Linked DNA regions of Homo sapiens: region 1 is linked to region 2. A link is an interaction called in ENCODE POLR2A ChIA-PET data of the cell type or tissue named here. Cell type or tissue: Panc1. All regions are shown on one strand. Links, peaks and the distances in the headings refer to the core of each region. The heading gives the core; the rest is flanking DNA. Region 1 overlaps FARP2 (FERM, ARH/RhoGEF and pleckstrin domain protein 2). Region 2 holds the start of BOK-AS1 (BOK antisense RNA 1).

Region 1 (8,303 bases), core at 2,276-4,775, 190 kb before region 2:
AAATTTAAAACCCAAGGCCAAATCTTTAAAGGGTGGTTTTTCTCTCTGGGTTTTTGTTTTTGTTTTGTTTCCGTGGGATATTTTTGTCTGGGCCACTGTGTAAATGTTTGATAACCCTGAGGTGGCAGTGGGTTAGCGTGTTGGTCTTGTGTAGACTGCCTTATAACAGGCGACACAGATTTTCTCAGTACCAGAGAGATGGGAGAGGACATTTGAGGTAGGGAAGCATGGAGTAACCTTTACTTGTAGGCCAAATATAATTTAAATTTTCTACATCTGCTTGTTGAAAGTTTTGTTTTGTTTTGTTTTTTGAGGTCCTTAAAGGTTTAGGAAGCACTTCATGCTCGTTATTTATTCAGTTTTCCAAAACTCTTCAGAGACATGACCAAGTTGCACAGCCCCGTTTTAAAGTAGAGGAAAGGGAGGTTGAGAGAGGTGGAATGACCAGTTTAGGGTCACACCTAGGGTACTTGCAAATACCATCTGTACTTCTCATGTGCCCTATCCTTGTTGCAGATTCTCATTAGGTGGTTCACTGTTAACAAACTAAATGCTGATGATGCAGTTTCCTGGACTGCAGACGTTTGCTGGCTTATTTACCTATAGGACTATCAGTCGTTAGTAAATTTCCAGGTTCCTTGTATACTAATTCCTTTCCCAAAGAGGAAGTTGATATAAGGTGTATTCATTTCTCTCTGCCTCAGGTTCCTTATTCAAAAAATGAGTTTAAAATTTACTTGGCCAGGCACAGTGGCTGTAATCCCAGCACTTTGGGAGGCCGAGGCAGGCAGATTGCATGAGCTCAGGGGTTCCAGACCAGCCTGCTCAACAGGGCGAAACCCCATCTCTACTAAAAATACAAAAATTAGCTGGGCTGGTGGCGCACGCCTGTAATCATAGCTACTTGAGAGGCTGAGGCACGAGAATCACTTGAACCCAGGAGGTGGAGGTTGCATTGAGCCAAGATTGTGCCACTGCACTTCATCCTGGGCGACAGAGCGAGACTCTGTCTCAAAAAAATAAAAAAATAAATAAAAAAAGCTGTGTTAACAAGATGCCTGGCACAAGGTAAGTGCTTAATAAATGTTAGCCATTATTATTATCAGGTGGACAAATAATCCGAGTAGAAAGTAGAACAAGCTAACCCTGGATATTTACAAAAAACAGTAGAGAAAAAATTAGGCAATAATTAAGCAAATTTATCCTGTTTAGAGGGAATGGTATGAACTGGATTGCCAAAGCAAAGATCAATGCATGGGCAATTCCATGTGAGCTCATTTAAATCCATTTGGCCCAAAGAATTCAGTTGCTTCCTTCCTTTCCAAACACCCCTGCTTCTAGTCACATCAATACCTCTTCTATATTCGGACAGTAACAGATTTTTCTTACTGCTGCTTGTCCTTTCAGTTTTGTTCTTATTTTTCCTTCACCCACTTTCATATCAGCTTGCCAGCTTCCCCTTTACTCAGTGCGTCATGAGCTTCATAAACACAGCATAGTGCTAGATATACAGGCAAAACCCCATTGTAGTGTTGGATACTGAGCTGAGGTAATTCCGGTCATGTTCTCTGAGATCAGAATATAGAGTCCTTTGACCATAGCGTATTTGTCAATGCCACAGGGAGTTGAAAAGTTGAGGATCCTACAAAGCAATATGATAAAGCCCAGTCTTTGGTGATTTTCTGGGGAGCGTTTAGTTGACAGTGATTCTATAAATTGGTCTAATCTTTTTGGAAAGTAGCAGTATGTGGCAAAGATTTTGATTTTGGAATCACACTTTTCAAAACAATCTGATAAACTTTGTTGTGTCAGTAGGGTAGAGTACTCCATAGCAAGTAAACATGCTTCCACAAGCTGAATCCCATCCTCCCATCCAAGGAAAATTTGAACCATTTTGATCCATGGAAATATGCTTTAAAATGTGACTTAACTGAAAAGTTGAAATGGTGTGTACACAGCAATCATAGTGTTGTAAAAATACATGAGGAGGTGAACAGGATCAGGAGGGTAGTTAGAGTGTTGTAAGTGGTTTTATTTTAAGAGTCATGAATTGTTTTCCCCTAAACTGGTGTTTTAGCTTATTGCCATTTTAAAATTCAAAAACAAAAAGGCCCTATAATGTTGTAGGATGCAGTGATGAATCTTGCTTAATCCCATCTTTCCCCTTCCCCGCCCATCCTCCTGATTGCTTCCCAAAATGAAAATGTGGTCATGTCCTATCCCAGCTGCAAAACCTACTTTGGTATGAGATTCCAACCAGTTGGCCCACTAGAGCTCGCGCAGCACAACCCCAGGCCACCTCCCCACCTCCCCTCGGGTGTCTCAGCCCAACTATACTCATCCTTTCCCAGCTGCTCCTGCAGTTTCTATGTAGTCCTCTGCCTGTGCACACACTATGTCCTTTGTCCACCTGGTCTCCTGTTCCCCTGTGAGGAAAGCTGCTCCAGGTCAGGCTAGCCAGCGGTGCTGCCTCTTTCTTTCTGCTCTCTCTGTGACTGCAGTGGGCAGGTAGTACTGGTTACTTTCTCAGTCGTCTCCCTTTCTGAATTAAACTTCTGTATCTTTGTGTGCTCTGTGCACACCATGCAATCACGATGGGGTTGAGGCCGCTTGTGGAGCTGAGTGACTGCTAACAAATCACTAACCTTTCTGAGCCTGAGTTCCTTGATGCCAGCTGCACATGGTTATTGTGAGGATTAAATGAGATGACATAAGCGAAGGGCTTGACATGCATCTCCTTGCAGTGGTGGTCATACAGGACACGGTAGCTGTTGTAATGTGTACCAGTGCATTTTTGAGGCCTTGTCTTGGACCTTGTCCTCTTGATGAAGCCTCCTCCCTGTCTCCCTCCAGCTGCCAACTTCCTCTCTACCACCCTCACTTTACTCACTCCAAGGCACTTAAATCACCATTTAATATATATTAGGTACTCTCTTCTTTGTATTTGTCCACTATATAGGGGGGAATTTTTCTCTCTTAGGAACTCCTGTATCCCTAAGCATTTAGACTTGCCTGAAACAGAATAGAGCTCAATAAATATTTGAATGAATTAATCAGATTTCTTCTGAGGCAGAGGTAGATGCCAGGTTTTATGGAGCTTGAAGGTATACAATTTGGGGGAAGGGGAGAACTCTTTAAGAGAAAGAATGCAAAGTTACAAATAAAAACTAATTTAGAAAGTGAGGCTGGGAGCGGTGGCTCACGCCTGTAATCATAGCACTTTGGGAGGCCGAGGTGGGTGGATCACGAGGTCAAGAGATGGAGAGGCAGGTGGATCACAAGGTCAAGAGATGAAGACCATCCTGGCTAACACAGTGAAACCCCCCGTCTCTACTAAAAATACAAAAAATGAGCCAAGTGTGGTGGCATGTGCCTGTATTCCCAGCTTCTCAGGAGGCTGAGGCAGGAGAATCACTTGAACCCGAGAGGTGGAGGTTGCAGTGAGCCGTGATCACGCCACTGCACTCCAGCCTGGGTGACAGAGCGAGACTCTGTCTCAAAAAAAAAAAAAAAAAGTGAATATTTAGAATGAGAACGTAACAAATTTGAAAAAGCTGATGAATAATGCAAATGGCTAAATTGAGAAAAATAACGTTTGTTAATTATCTAACACACCTGTGTAATATTTCTTCCTTTGGCTGTGTACTTTTTAATCACATTTTCATATGACAGGATATAGAAAGAACTCAGTGATTCCTCTAGCACAGTAGATAAATTTTTATTGTTGATAGGGTACATAAAACTTATGGTTTCACATAGACGTATTTGCTGTTTCTAGTACTGCTACAGGTTGGTGTCCCAGAAAAACAGGTGTTCAGGTAAATCCTGTTTCGCACAATTCCATTCAAAAAAGAAAAAAAAAAAAAACACACATCTTAGGCACACAGAATTGTACTGCTATATTGATTATTTTTCTGGTAACTGATCTATTCGCTTATATTTTAGCACGTCTGATGGTAAATTCCCCACAAACAAGCAACTGGCTCCCTCCATTTCAAACCATGTTTCCTTTCCACTGCCCACACACTTCCCTGAGTCAGACCCCATTGGACCTATTCACATTGCCACAGGATCCCTGGCCCTTCACCTTTATTTCATAAAAGCCCTGGTGAACCAGCACAGTGGGTGATAGTATTTCTAGAAGGAATACCCGCATTGAGATTGCTGGTAATCACCTAGGTTTGCATAGTAGAAGTAACTGTAAACAGCATAAATGTGTCCTGTTAAACCCAAACTAAGTGTCTTTCTCCAACTTAATGTACCCTTACGTGGATCTCAAAAATGCCAGCAGCACCTCCCAAGCTACCTGACATGAAGGGGAAGAGGAACAGAGGCAGAGTTGCAGTGGGAAAAGGCAGTAGTCTTAATTTATTGCAATTAGAATATTTTGGGGGTAAATTTTACAAAAGTGTATGACCATAGGGACACTCTGCTTAGGGCCTTTCTCGGGACCTTGGAAGGAGTTGGTGCAAGTGAGGGCCCAGAAACCTGAGCCAGACTAGCTCTATAGTCAAACTGCTTTAGTGGGGGTAGTTTCCTGGTCCCTGGCTTGATGCCAGATAACCCAGTAGGGGAATGTGAGGTGAAGGTGCTAAGTGAATCTTCCAGGAGCTAGTGGGAATGTGTTTGTGAAGGAGGAACTACTTTTAGAAATTGTTTAAATTACTAGGCTTTTATAAATTTCTTGTCCCCTTTATTATTATTATTATTTTTATTTTTTATTTATTTATTTTTTTTTAGACAGAGTTTCACTCTGTCACCCAGGCTGGAGTGCAGTGGTGCAATCTTGGCTCACTGCAACCTCCGCCTCCCACATTCAAGCGATTCTCCTGCCTCAGTCTCCCAAGTAGCTGGGATTACAGGCACACGCCACCACGCCCAGCCAATTTTTTTGTATTTTTAGTAGAGACAGGGTTTCGCCATGTTGGCCAGGCTGGTCTCAAACTCCTGACCTCAAGTAAACCACCTGCCTCCGTCTCCCAAAGTGCTGGGATTACAGGTGTGAGCCATCACGCCCGGTCCCCCTTTATGATTAAAATCTCAGTTGCTTTGTTAGTATAGTAGTTAATAAGATGAATGTTGGAAAACAAGTATCAGTATCTGAACAAGAAATGGAACCCAGAGAGTGTTTAAAAATATTAATTTTGGCCAGGCGTGGTGGCTCATGCCTGTAATCCCAGCACTCTGGGAGGCTGAGGTGGGCAGATCATGAGGTCAGGAGATCAAGGTCATCCTGGCTAACATGGTGAAACCCCATCTCACTAAAAACACAAAAAATTAGCCGGGCATGGTGGCGGGCGCCTGTGATCCCAACTACTCGGGAGGCTGAGGCAGGAGAATGGCGTGAACCCAGGAGGCGGAGCTTGCAGTGAGGCGAGATTGCGCCACTGCTCTCCAGCCTGGGTGACAGAGCAAGACTCCATCTCAAAAATATATATATATATTAATTTTTAATTGAACTATTTTTGAAAGAAGAGCAAATACAACTCTAAGGGGAAAGACAGTTATTCCAGCTTTCTCTTGGAAGGTAAGTAATGGCATACTGTAGGTAGCCCCTATCAGTTAAGACTTTTAAAGCTGGTAGTACTTCTGCAGGATTCTGCAGAGAAACCATCTGACTTCAAAGATAATGTATACTCGTCACTGTAGGTGATTTGACAAATACAGAAAATTAGGAAGAAGGAAATAAAAATCAATCCTCTTACCCCTCCCAATGATAACCACTATAAATGTATTTTAAAATGCATGGATGTGGAGCTGTGGTTCTGGGAGGTGGAGGGAGCATACTCCATCTTGCCTCTCCCACTGTCTGTGGCTGTAAGACCTGGACATGTGCATGGAGCAGCTGTTGAGGACTCCGACAAGTAAACGGTAACAGGCGGATGGGAGAGAAGGCCAGAATTTGAAGCACCACTTTGCACCAGTAGTGAGTTTCTTGTCTTCCCTTCAGCATCCCCTGCCCTGGACTCTGGCTGTCCAAAACCTGAAGGCAGGTACCCAGTATGAACAGGGAGAGCTACAGAGTAGTTTTGTAGTTGGGCCCCAAGACAGAAAGTGGGAGAAAGCCATTATTTTTTTCCCTCTTGCTTCCTCTCCTCCACTCAGCCCTGCAGTGGCAGGAGTGTGTGAACACCTAAAACTCTTAGGGAATGGGGAAAACCCCAGTTGCCTTTTTATTCTCTTCCCTCCTGCAGCTCAGTCCCAGGCAAGATGCAGGCACAAGAATAGCATGGCTAAACGGAGTAATTAAAGCCGTAGGTTTCTGGTTGGAGTCTGAAAAGGGGAGCCCAGGTCACTGGAAGGGATACTAGGGAGATTCCAGAGAGGGAATTGCTCAGGAAAGTGACCCCATGAAGTTGTTAGTTAACTTATAGGCTCAACACTGAGCTATGCACGCGTGATGTGAGCCAGAACAGGTTGCCAAAGACGGAACTCGGCTATGGGATAGACCATCGCCTGGAAGGCAGGCTGGCCACCAAGCAAGTAGGGACCGCAGGACATTGCTGAGGAGCACTGCAAAGGCTTTGAAAGTGAAAGTGACACTGATACCATGTTCTACAGAAGGCTGGTCAGGACCTGGGGACTGAATCCAGCCAGGCCAGTGCCTGCTCAACAAAATACCAGCATTCCCCATAGGATTTAAACAAGATCAAGAGTCTCTAAGAGTGTGATGTTAAAAATGTCCAGGATACAATGCAAAATTTACTCAGCATGTGAAGAACCAGGAAAATAACTCGTGAAAAAAGACACAGGCTAAAGCTGAGGTGGTGCCTATGTTGGAATTATCTGATAGACTGTGGTCTGCAGATTTGTGGCCTCCATGAGCTTGACCTCCTAGTGTTTATCCTGGGAGTATGTGACTGATTTGGCAAAAGCACATTGCAGATGTAATGAAGGGTACGAATCAACTAGCCTGGATTCGTTGTCTAGATTATCCAGGTGGGCCTTAGGTAATTATATGAGCCTTTAAAAGCAGGGATCTTCCTCCAGCTGGTAGCAGATGGGGAAGGCAGAGAGACTGGAAGTATAAGAAGTTTTCAACGTAACATTTCTGGCATGGAAGATGGAAGGGGCCATGAGCCAAGGAATGAGAATGACAAACAGCTGACAGCCAGCAAGAACTAAGGACCTCAGTCCTCTACCCACACAGACTTGAATGAGCCTGTAAGTGTATTCTCCCCCAAGGAAATCCACATAAGACCCCAGGTCAGCTGACACCTTGACTTAGACCTTTTGAGACCCTAAGCAGAGAATTCTGGTGAGTTACATTACACTCAAACTTCTAACCCGTAGACACTGTGAGATAATAAAAGGCTGTTATTTTAAGCTGCTAAGTTTGTGGAAATTTGTTAAGGCTACAGTTAAAAAATAAATAAAACTTTATAAAGCCCCTATTATTAAAATAGTCCAAGAAGTAAAGCTACTCTTGAAACAGATGGAAATATAGAAAGTCTTGGCAAGAAAACAGAAGATATAAAGAAGTGGGAATTTTAGTGAAAAATACAATAACTGAAATAAAATGGATGAAAGAGTGAATTCATAATGCATGGATTTACAGTTCTTTAAATCAGTTTTTTGTTTGTTTTTAATCTTTTTAATACTTTTCATTTTTTCTTGACAACTATTCCTTCACAGTCATTTTTAATATATCTTTTCTGCTCTACATCCTGAGAGAAACTTCTCTAGTAATGAACTGTAGAAATAATCCCTGTAAATATAGTCTTATGTTTTTTAGTCTTGAAGAATTTGCACTGTAATCTGTTGGACTGGGAGCCATGCCGGATATTAGTCTCACCCCTGCACAAATCAGGTCTGTGGCCTTGAGCAAGCAGCTTCGTTTTCAAGGCTGTAGTTTCTTATGGAAAGTAGAGACTGGGCCAGGATTTCATAAAGTAGGAGCTTCTCTCTCCCTCTCTCTCAGCTTGAACTCTTGCATGGGTTCCTTGAATCCTTATGTACATCAAAAATTATTGCTAGATTTGTTTTTTGTTTTGACTTGTGGAAAATTCCAAACATTCACAAAAGTAGAGAAAATAATAAATCAAAGCCCATGTATACAGCATCAATAATCAACACATGGACAATCTTTTTTTCCTGTACCCACTTCCACTGATCCCCAACTCGTTGGATTATTTTTAAGTAAATGCTAGATATTATTTCATTTTATCCATAAATGCTTTAGTATCCATCTCTAAGAGAGGGACTTTTTTCCCCTTCATGTACCCACAATACCACTAAAACACTAGAAAATAATATTAACCTCTTAATATCATCTGATGCTTAGTTAGCATTCGTATTTCTCT
Region 2 (8,303 bases), core at 2,282-4,781:
AATTGATGCCCACTTAACCACTTTATTAGCTTCTGCTGCTGGTCCTCTTAAAACATCTCCAGGGCTTGAGGATGCTATAAATTTTTGGTCAAGGATCCTCTGGCAGCCTCACTATGCCAGCATCGGTCACATGGCCCAGCCCTAGACCTCCCAGAGAGAGGCCGGGGCCTGGGGGTGCCTTTTCTGGAGGCGCAGATCATACATTCCCTTCCTTCTAGAAGCAGCGTGAGGCTGCTTTTCTGTGACTCGGAACCAGCGCACCCCATCGCTCACTGCAGGTAGGAAGCATTTCGTTGCTTCATGAAGAAGTAGACATTCTGGGCCACGAGACAGAAGGGGAAGGAAGGACTCCGAGGTTTAGAATAAGCTGGTCTCACTGCCGCAGATGACTTGGGGGGACCCACTAAGGGGGTGGGGGGCACAATAGCAGCAGCCCCTGCTGTTGGCTGAGTCCACTCAGGGCTCACCACAGCCCATCTGCCTCCCAGGCACAGGGAAACCCCCCACGGGAGGTGGGGAGACCTCAGGGGGGTCCCTCCGCCCAGGAGGAAGGCTTGCGCTGGCCAAGTGAAAACACAGGAATCTCATTTTAGTTCTAGTGGGAAGGTTCGACCGCAGCGAGGGTGGGCTGGGATGGTGGAGGTGTCTTGCCGCCCACTTCCTGCCCTGCCCACCCAGTATTCACCTCGGCCACTTGAACCTGGAGTGGGGGTGACCCGTGGGGTGGGGTGGGGGGCGTTCTCTGAGGAAACGCCGGGTGGCAGAGTTTGAAGATGGGGGAAGAATGTTCCAGGAAGAAGGAAAGTAATCTTCGAGGAGCGGGAGAGGAGGCTGCAGAGGCAGGAGGGGCTCTGGTCTCACTGAGGGTGCTGGGGCTGTCCGGAAGGAGGTGGCGCGGCTGGGACGGGGTGGCAATGGCGAAGCAGCCAGGCAGCTGCTACCTCAGGAGCATTTTGAAAGGAGAACGAGAGGTGTGGCCCACCCACAAGCGGCTCCCTCCATGCAGCCTGGGTCACCCCATGCACAGGAACTGGCCAATGAGAATGTCCTGGCCCCACCAGAGACACCAGGCTCTGATCCAACTCAGAATGCGGGACTCCCTCAGAGCGCTGCAGCCTGTCTCTTGCACCCGCAGCACGCCCTGCACTCCAGAGGCTTCCTGCGAGCCGCTTGTGTTCGGCCCCACCCAGTCCCTCTGGCCTCTCCACGCCGCGCCATGCCGGTCCACACCCTGTCCGGCCCACTCATACCATCCACGCCCCTGCACATACTGACAGCTCAGTACCCCTTAGGGGCTGGGCTCAGAACAGACCCTCTAAAGAATGAGGCCGGAGTGGTAGGGCCAGGCAGGACCCACCTATGCCTGAGGCTGCCGCCGCTGCTGAACCCTCCGTTCCCCGCCCCCGTCTCCTGTGTCTCCTTCGTGTCTTTTTCCCTGCAAGTATGTACTTTCCCCTGCAATGCCAGCGCGTTCAGAAACTCACATTCCACTTTTAAACGCTGACACCCATGACAAGCTCTTCCTCAACGGCAAGCAGCAAGCCCAGCTTATAAAGGACAAGCGGTTCGGTCACCTTCCAGCCCATCAGGGATCACCACTGGGAAGAAGCCATGGCTCCGTGGGCCTTTGTGGGCAGGTACTGCCCTCCTCAGAGGCAGCCTGCAGTGACCGGGAGGTGACGGAGGGGTGCCAGCCTGGGGCACGTGCAGACACACACTACCCAGCAGAAAGATTCCGGGCGGCTCGCCACACAACCCTCTGCCTGGTTTTGCAAAAAAAGGACCATCTGAAGGCCACCGGGTAGTGGGTGGAGAGGCCAGTCCAGAGTGAGGTGGCCGGCACAAAGTCCAAGGACTCTGCTGCCACCGACCCCCGTGGCCTGCAGGCTGAACGCCCGCCCAGTCCCACCCACCCCCGGCATGGCATCCCCAGTGTACCTGAGACTGGGTTATTTATTTATTTATTCTGAGATGGAGTTTCACCCTTGTAGCCCAGGCTGCAGTGCAGTGGCACGATCTCAGCTCACTGCAACCTCCGCCTCCTGGGTTCAAGCAATTCTCCTGCCTCAGCCTCCGGAGCAGCTGGGATTACAGGTGCCCGCTACCACACCCAGCTAATTTTTTGTATTTTTAGTAGAGACGGGGTTTCACCATGTTGGCCAGGGTGGTCTCCAACTCCTGACTTCAGGTGATCCACCCGCCTCAGCCTCCCAAAGTGCTGGGATTACAGGTGTGAGCCACCGCATCCAGCCGAGACTGGGTAATTTATAAAGAAAAGAGATTTAATTGGCTCACGGTTCCACAGGCTGTACAGGAAGCATGGCTGGGAGGCCTCAGGAAACTTACAATCATGGCGGAGGGCGAAGAGGAAAGAGACGTGTCTTACGAGGCGGAAGGAGGAAGAGAGTGAAGCGGAAGGTGCCACACGCTTTTAAAGAGGCAGATCTCGTGAGAACTCACTCACTATCACGAGCACTGCAAATCAGCCCCCATCATCCAATCATCTCCCACCAGGCCCCTCCCCCAACACTGGGGTTTACAATTTGACGGGAGATTTGAGCTGGGACACAGATCCAAGCTGTATCACCCACACAACTCACTTCAGGGTCTAGCGTTGCCAAGGGCAACGGGGTAGAGTGGCCTCTACCCCAAGGGGTACCCCTCAGTGAGGGAAGTCACTGGAGACAGGGAGGGGGGCTCTGGAAGCCTTCCAAGACCGGCAGACCTCCCTCCCCACTCCATGCTAGGGGTAGAGTCTCAGATCTGCCTCAGACCCACTGGGCAAAGGAAATGGATGACAGATCTACTCACAGCATCTGAGATTTGCAGCCGGCCAGGGCAGGTGGCTGCACAGAGGAAGGTGCCCTGCTTCTGGGGGGCACCACACATTTGTCACCGTGGGAGGGAGGGCTCAGCTCAGTCTCCAAGGCGGCACAAGGCCACAGCAGCCTTCCAGGAGGACAACCAGGATGCTCCCGTTCTGTGCCGTCAGGGGCTGGCTCTGTATGGCAGGGCCTGAGCCAAGGAGGAGAGAGGACCAGGGTGGGGGAGGCAAGCAGCCGTCACATGAGAGATGAGATAGAGAGGAGCCATGAGGAGGTGAATGGCTAGGCTGGGAGAATCCCAAGCCTGAGGGCTGGCTTGAATTTGCAATGTTGAATGTGGGCATCACTGGGTTATGGACCCCTCTGCGCCCCACTCTGTGACCACACAGCAGCCTTGAGTGAGCAGGCTCTTATGGAAATCCAGCATCCTCCAGGTCACATTCCACAGGAGCTGATGGGGGCCCACCCGCTTCCACACCATCCAGGGCCAGGTATGAGACCCAGGCCTGACTGCTTAACACCTTCCCCATGTCCAGCCACAGCTGGCTTGGAAATGGACAGAGTACAGAAGCTGCCCACCCCAAGGGATCTCCCAGAGCTACCTGGACAGCCCGACTTTTTTCCACTGGCAAAGCCTGAACTTGTGAGGTATATACAGGGAGCTGTGGGCTTTATCCTGCAATTACACCAGGACAGTCTGTCTGAGAGTGGAGCCATCACAGGGGAGCACAGATGGAAAGAGACTCCTGGATCCAGCTATGCCTGAAACCAACCGACCTCTCTCTGGTCACACAAATCAACAAACTGCCCTGTGCTTAAGCCAGTCTGGTGGGCTGGTATCAGCGCTCAGAAGCCCACTCACCAACCAGGGACCGAGTTCCATGCTAGGTCAACACTGGGGCAGAGAGAGGAGTCAGTTGCATGGCAAGAGTGGATGTAAGAGTTCTGCAGAGACAGAAAATCAGGGCCAAAGGTGACCGGAGAAATGTAGGCTCCCAAGAAGTCAAAGCACTCTTGGGAAATTGAGGGCTGGGACTGGGCCTCCTCCAGGTCTCAGTGGACAGGAAGACCTCAGCTAACTCCAGCATGACCCAAGTTTTTTAAGGTCTGAATAAGGGTTTGCGGTCTAGGTACTCCAGATTGCTTAATCTCCTCATCTGCTCTCTTTTTAAAATTTGTTTTAGAAACCCGTCTTTGCTAAGTTGCCCAGGCTGAGTGCAGTGGCTATTCACAGGCACTACAGCCCTGAACTCCTGGGCTCAAGCAATCCTCTTGCTTCAGTCTCCCAAGGAGCTGGGACTACTAGTGCGGTGTCACCATGCTGGGCTTGATCTCTTCATAAACACTGAGGTCATTTTTTTTTTTTTTTGAGACAAAGTCTCGTTCTGTTGCCCAGGCTGGAGTGCAGTGGCATGAGCTCGGCTCACCGCAACCTCCGACTCCTGGGTTCAAGCAATTCTCCTGTCTCAGCCTCCCGAGTAGCTGGGATTACAGACATGCGCCACCACGCCTGGCTAATTTTTTGTATTTTTAGTAGAAACGGAGTCTCACCTTGTTGGTCAAGCTGGTCTCGAACTCCTAACCTCAGGTGATCCACATGCCTCAGCCTCCCAAAGTGCTGGGATTACAGGCATGAGCCACCACGCCTGGCACACTTAGGTCATTTTCAGTTCCTTACTGCTAGCAATGTTCCATATTGAACATCCAGAGACACAGCTTTACCTGGTTTCTGCAGCTCCTGGGATGCAGAACATGTCTATCAATTATGCCCAGTGGCCCACTACCCCCATGTCAGAGCCCAGGAGACGGCTCCAACAGGAGACAGGAAGCAGGAAGTATGAGTTCATTCTGCACAGGAGGAAACTGAGCCTGTGAATGGGGCAGGAAGTTGCCTGAGGCTACACAGCGGGAAGGTTGCAGGTGTGAGCTTCCTGGTCTCCTGCCTGCAAGTACAGGCTCTTCCCCTGACAGAGGTACTTCAGGAACCATGGAGTTAGACCCCAAGGTTTACAGTCTGGCCATGCCCAGTCTTGCAGTGACTCCTTGGGCGAGATCTTTTCCCTCTCTGCATTTCTGTAATGCTATCTACAGGGAATCCCAAACCTGACTGCTCTTCAGAAATCTGAGGCGCACACTGTCCAAGGAGCTCTAGACTCTACATTAAAGAGTTCATTAAAATGCACCCTCAGATTTTACTGTACTACAGCTTTTCTGAAAAAGCAGCTAACAATGACTGAGCACTTACTACATGACATGGATTAAGAATTCAGTCCTCCCAGGCTGGGCGCTGTGGCTTACGCCTATAATCCCAGAACTTTGTGATGCCAAGGCAGGTAGATCACGAGGTCAAGAGATCGAGACCATCCTGGCCAACATGGTGAAACCCCCTCTCTACCAAAAATACAAACAATTAGCCGGGCGTGGTGTCAGGTGCCTGTAGTCCCAGCTACTCGGGAGGCTGAGGCAGGAGAATCGCTGGAGCCCAGGAGGCGGGGTTGCAGTGAGCCGAGTTTACGCCATTGCACTCCAGCCTGGCAACAGAGCGAGACTCCGTCTCAAAAAAAAAAAAAAAAAAAAAGAATTCAGTCCTCTCAACAATCCTAGGAGGTAGGTATTATTATTCTTCCTACTTCCCAGACAGGAAAGTCATAGCAGATAGAAGTTCCATAGCTTTCCTAGCTTCTGGTAATGTTCCTGACAGGTTTCGGTATTAAAATTACATTGACCTCATAAAATGAGTTGGGAAATACTCCCTCATTTTTAGTCTCTGTGCAGGTTTGTATGAGACTGGTGGTATTTTTTTAACTGTTGAGAAGAATTTCTCAATGAAACCATCTGAACCTAGAATTTTCTTTGTGGGAAGATTTTAAATTACAGATTCAATGCATTTAATTGGTGTAGGACTATCCAGATTTTCTATTTCTTTTAGTGTCAGTTTTGGTAAGTTGTGTATCATCTAAAATTTCAAATGCACTGTCAAAAAGTCCTCCATACTATCTTTTTATCCCTTTAATGCTTGTAGTATCTACAGTGATGTCCTCTTTTTCATTCTTGATAGTGAAATTTGTGTTATCTTTTTTCTTACTCAATCTTTCTGGGGATTTATCAGTTCTATTAATCTCTTCAAAGAACCAATTTTTGGCTTTGTTGATTTTCTCTATTTTTTGCTTTATTCCATTAATTTCTGCTCTTATTTTTATTATTTCCTTTCATCTTTAGTTTTATTGTTCTTTTCTAGCTTCTTGAGTGGAAGCTTAGAGCAGTAATTTTATTTTTCTTTTTCCTTTTTTTTTTTTTTTTTTGAGATGGAATCACACTCTGTTGTCCAGGCTGGAGTGCAGGTGGGATGATCTCTGCTCACTGCAACCTTCGCCTCCCAGGTTCAAGCAATTCTCCTGCCTCAGCCTCCTTAGTAGCTGGGATTACAGACACCTGCCACCACACCCAACTCATTTTTTGTATCTCTAGTAGAGACGGGGTTTTCACCATTTTGACCCGGCTGGTCTCAAACTCCTGAGCTCAGGTGATCTGCCCACCTAGGCCTCCCAAAATGCTGGGATTACAGGTCTGAGTCATTTCACCTGGCCTAATTTTCAATCCTTCTTCTAAAGCTATCAAATTTCCTCTAAGCAGTGTTTTAGTTGCACTGTACAGCATTTGATATGTCTTATTTTTCACTGTTCTTGTCAACATATTTTAATCTTCCACTGTGATTATTGACCCATTGATTATTTAGAAGTGTGACATGTAATTTCCAAGCATTTGCAGATTTTCCAGTAATTTTTCTGTTATTGACTTTTAATTCAGAGAGGACACACTGTAAGATTTCAATCCGTTGAGATTTGCTGAGACTTGTATAAGGTCCATGATATGGTCTATTTCGATAAACATCCTATGTGCACATGGGAAGAATAAGTATTTTATAGTGTTGTACACACGTGAATTAGGCCAAGTTGGTTAATCCTATTGTTCAAACTGTGTGAGGTTGATTCAAGGATAAAGAAATAAACCAGTGGGATAGAGTTCCGAGACACACACACACACACACACACACTCTTCAGCTGATTTATGTTGAGATGTTGGGGACTCCTCCAATTCGGTGGAAAAAAAATGATGCTTTTCAATAAATGATGCCAGGTCAATTGGATATCTACACGAAAAAAAATGAGCTCTAGCCCCGTACCACACCATTCACAATAATTAATATGTAATCAATCATAGATCTAAATATGAGCCCTAAAACAAGCTTCTAAAAGGAAATACAGGAGGATATCCCAATAAAAAGGTACTAACCATAAAGAAAATATTGATAAATTGGACATCACTAAGAGTAACTCCTGTTCATCCAAAGCAAAAGTAAACCACAAAATAGAGGAAGATATTTGCAATAACTTCAATAAATGCGAATCCAATAATCCATCTACAATACAAAGGGCATGCGTCCGGACCAAGAACACGTCTCCAGACTCTGGAAAGAACCTCTACGAACGAAGAAGACAACCCAATTTTCAAATGGACCCCGGGGAACACCCAGGCGGCTGGGGCTGGCTCTAGGTCCCCACTGCTCTGCCTTGCGGGGGCCGCTCCGGCCTGGTCGCCTTCTCCGGGCGCATCCAGGGAACTCGCTCGGTCCTCCTTAAGCGGGGAAGCTCGGAAAGCGTCTCCCCGACTCCGCCCCCAGGGTTGCCTTTCCCTTAGAAGGCCAAGCCCCAAGCCCAGCCTCTCGCCAGCTGGGAGTCGCGCGCTGCCCACCTCGCTGCCCAGGCCCCCGACGCCGCGGCAGGAGCCCCCCAAGAGCGCGGGAAGCCCCGTGGACCTGGCGCTCCCGGCTCGGGCGTGGACGGGGCGGGCGCCGGGGCGGGGCGCGCGTCCTCGCGGGTCTGAATGGAAGGGTCGAGGTCGTCGTCGGCGGCGAGCAGATCCTGAAGCCAGAACTCCACCCCGGCGCCCGCGCCATGCGGCGGGAGAGGTGAGCGCGGCGGGCGTGGCGTCCGTGCCGGGGTGCCCGGGGTGCCACGGGAACGGCGAGGCCGGGGACACGCGCGCAGGACGCCAGCGGCGGAGGTGGGCGGCCCCGGGCCGGGGCGGGGAGGGCCGGGTCCTGGCAGTCGCCGTGGGGGACGCGCTGGGCTGTGCCCTCCGCCCCCGCCGCCCACGCACTCGTCTTCGAGGGCGGGCCCGGCGGCCCCGGAGCAAACCGCCGTCTCCCCGCGGCCCCACCGGTCCCTGGCAGCCTCGGGGAATGTCTGTAGCTGAATTCGGGCTCTGAAAGAAGGTGGCGCTGGGTTTTTAAAGATTTGGGGCACAAAAAACGAGAGCGGACCCGGCGCCGGCTACGGCCCTTCCCGAGGGCCACGCCCAGCCCGGCGCCCCGCGCGCCCCGTTCCCCGCGCCGCCTCCCTCCACCCGGCTGAGCGCTTGTGCCCGCAGGTGCGGCGCCCCCCACCCGCGTCGCCGCCATGGAGGTGCTGCGGCGCT

What was found. Peaks named below come from ENCODE experiments on the same cell type or tissue, not always from the same donor. Only the 100,000 strongest peaks of a DNase experiment are listed, where the experiment ranks them.
Region 1: POLR2A ChIA-PET joins it to region 2 with 12 read pairs; 5 of 35 experiments call an interaction of 5 or more read pairs at or near these places.

The regions. Positions count from the first base shown.
Region 1 is chr2:241,357,176-241,365,478 of GRCh38, forward strand. All of the region lies in intron 1 of FARP2 (FERM, ARH/RhoGEF and pleckstrin domain protein 2), which reads left to right. LOC105373973 (a long non-coding RNA gene) reads right to left here. Exons shown (of 3, transcript XR_924066.2): 3 at 3,703-3,825. Among named protein-coding and RNA genes, the nearest start is that of FARP2, 5.0 kb to the left of the region's middle. In Panc1, for the core only: no CTCF peak of the experiment used is centred there; no DNase peak of the experiment used is centred there.
Region 2 is chr2:241,551,200-241,559,502 of GRCh38, forward strand. It overlaps BOK-AS1 (BOK antisense RNA 1), which reads right to left and starts at 7,944. Exons shown (of 2, transcript NR_033346.1): 1 at 7,578-7,944. It overlaps BOK (BCL2 family apoptosis regulator BOK), which reads left to right and starts at 7,546. Exons shown (of 5, transcript NM_032515.5): 1 at 7,546-7,794; 2 at 8,256-8,303. The coding sequence starts at 8,285. LOC105373974 (a long non-coding RNA gene) reads right to left here and starts at 1,642. Exons shown (of 3, transcript XR_924069.3): 1 at 1,485-1,642. RefSeq lists an enhancer at 266-1,076 and silencers at 746-984, 8,209-8,288. In Panc1, for the core only: no CTCF peak of the experiment used is centred there; no DNase peak of the experiment used is centred there.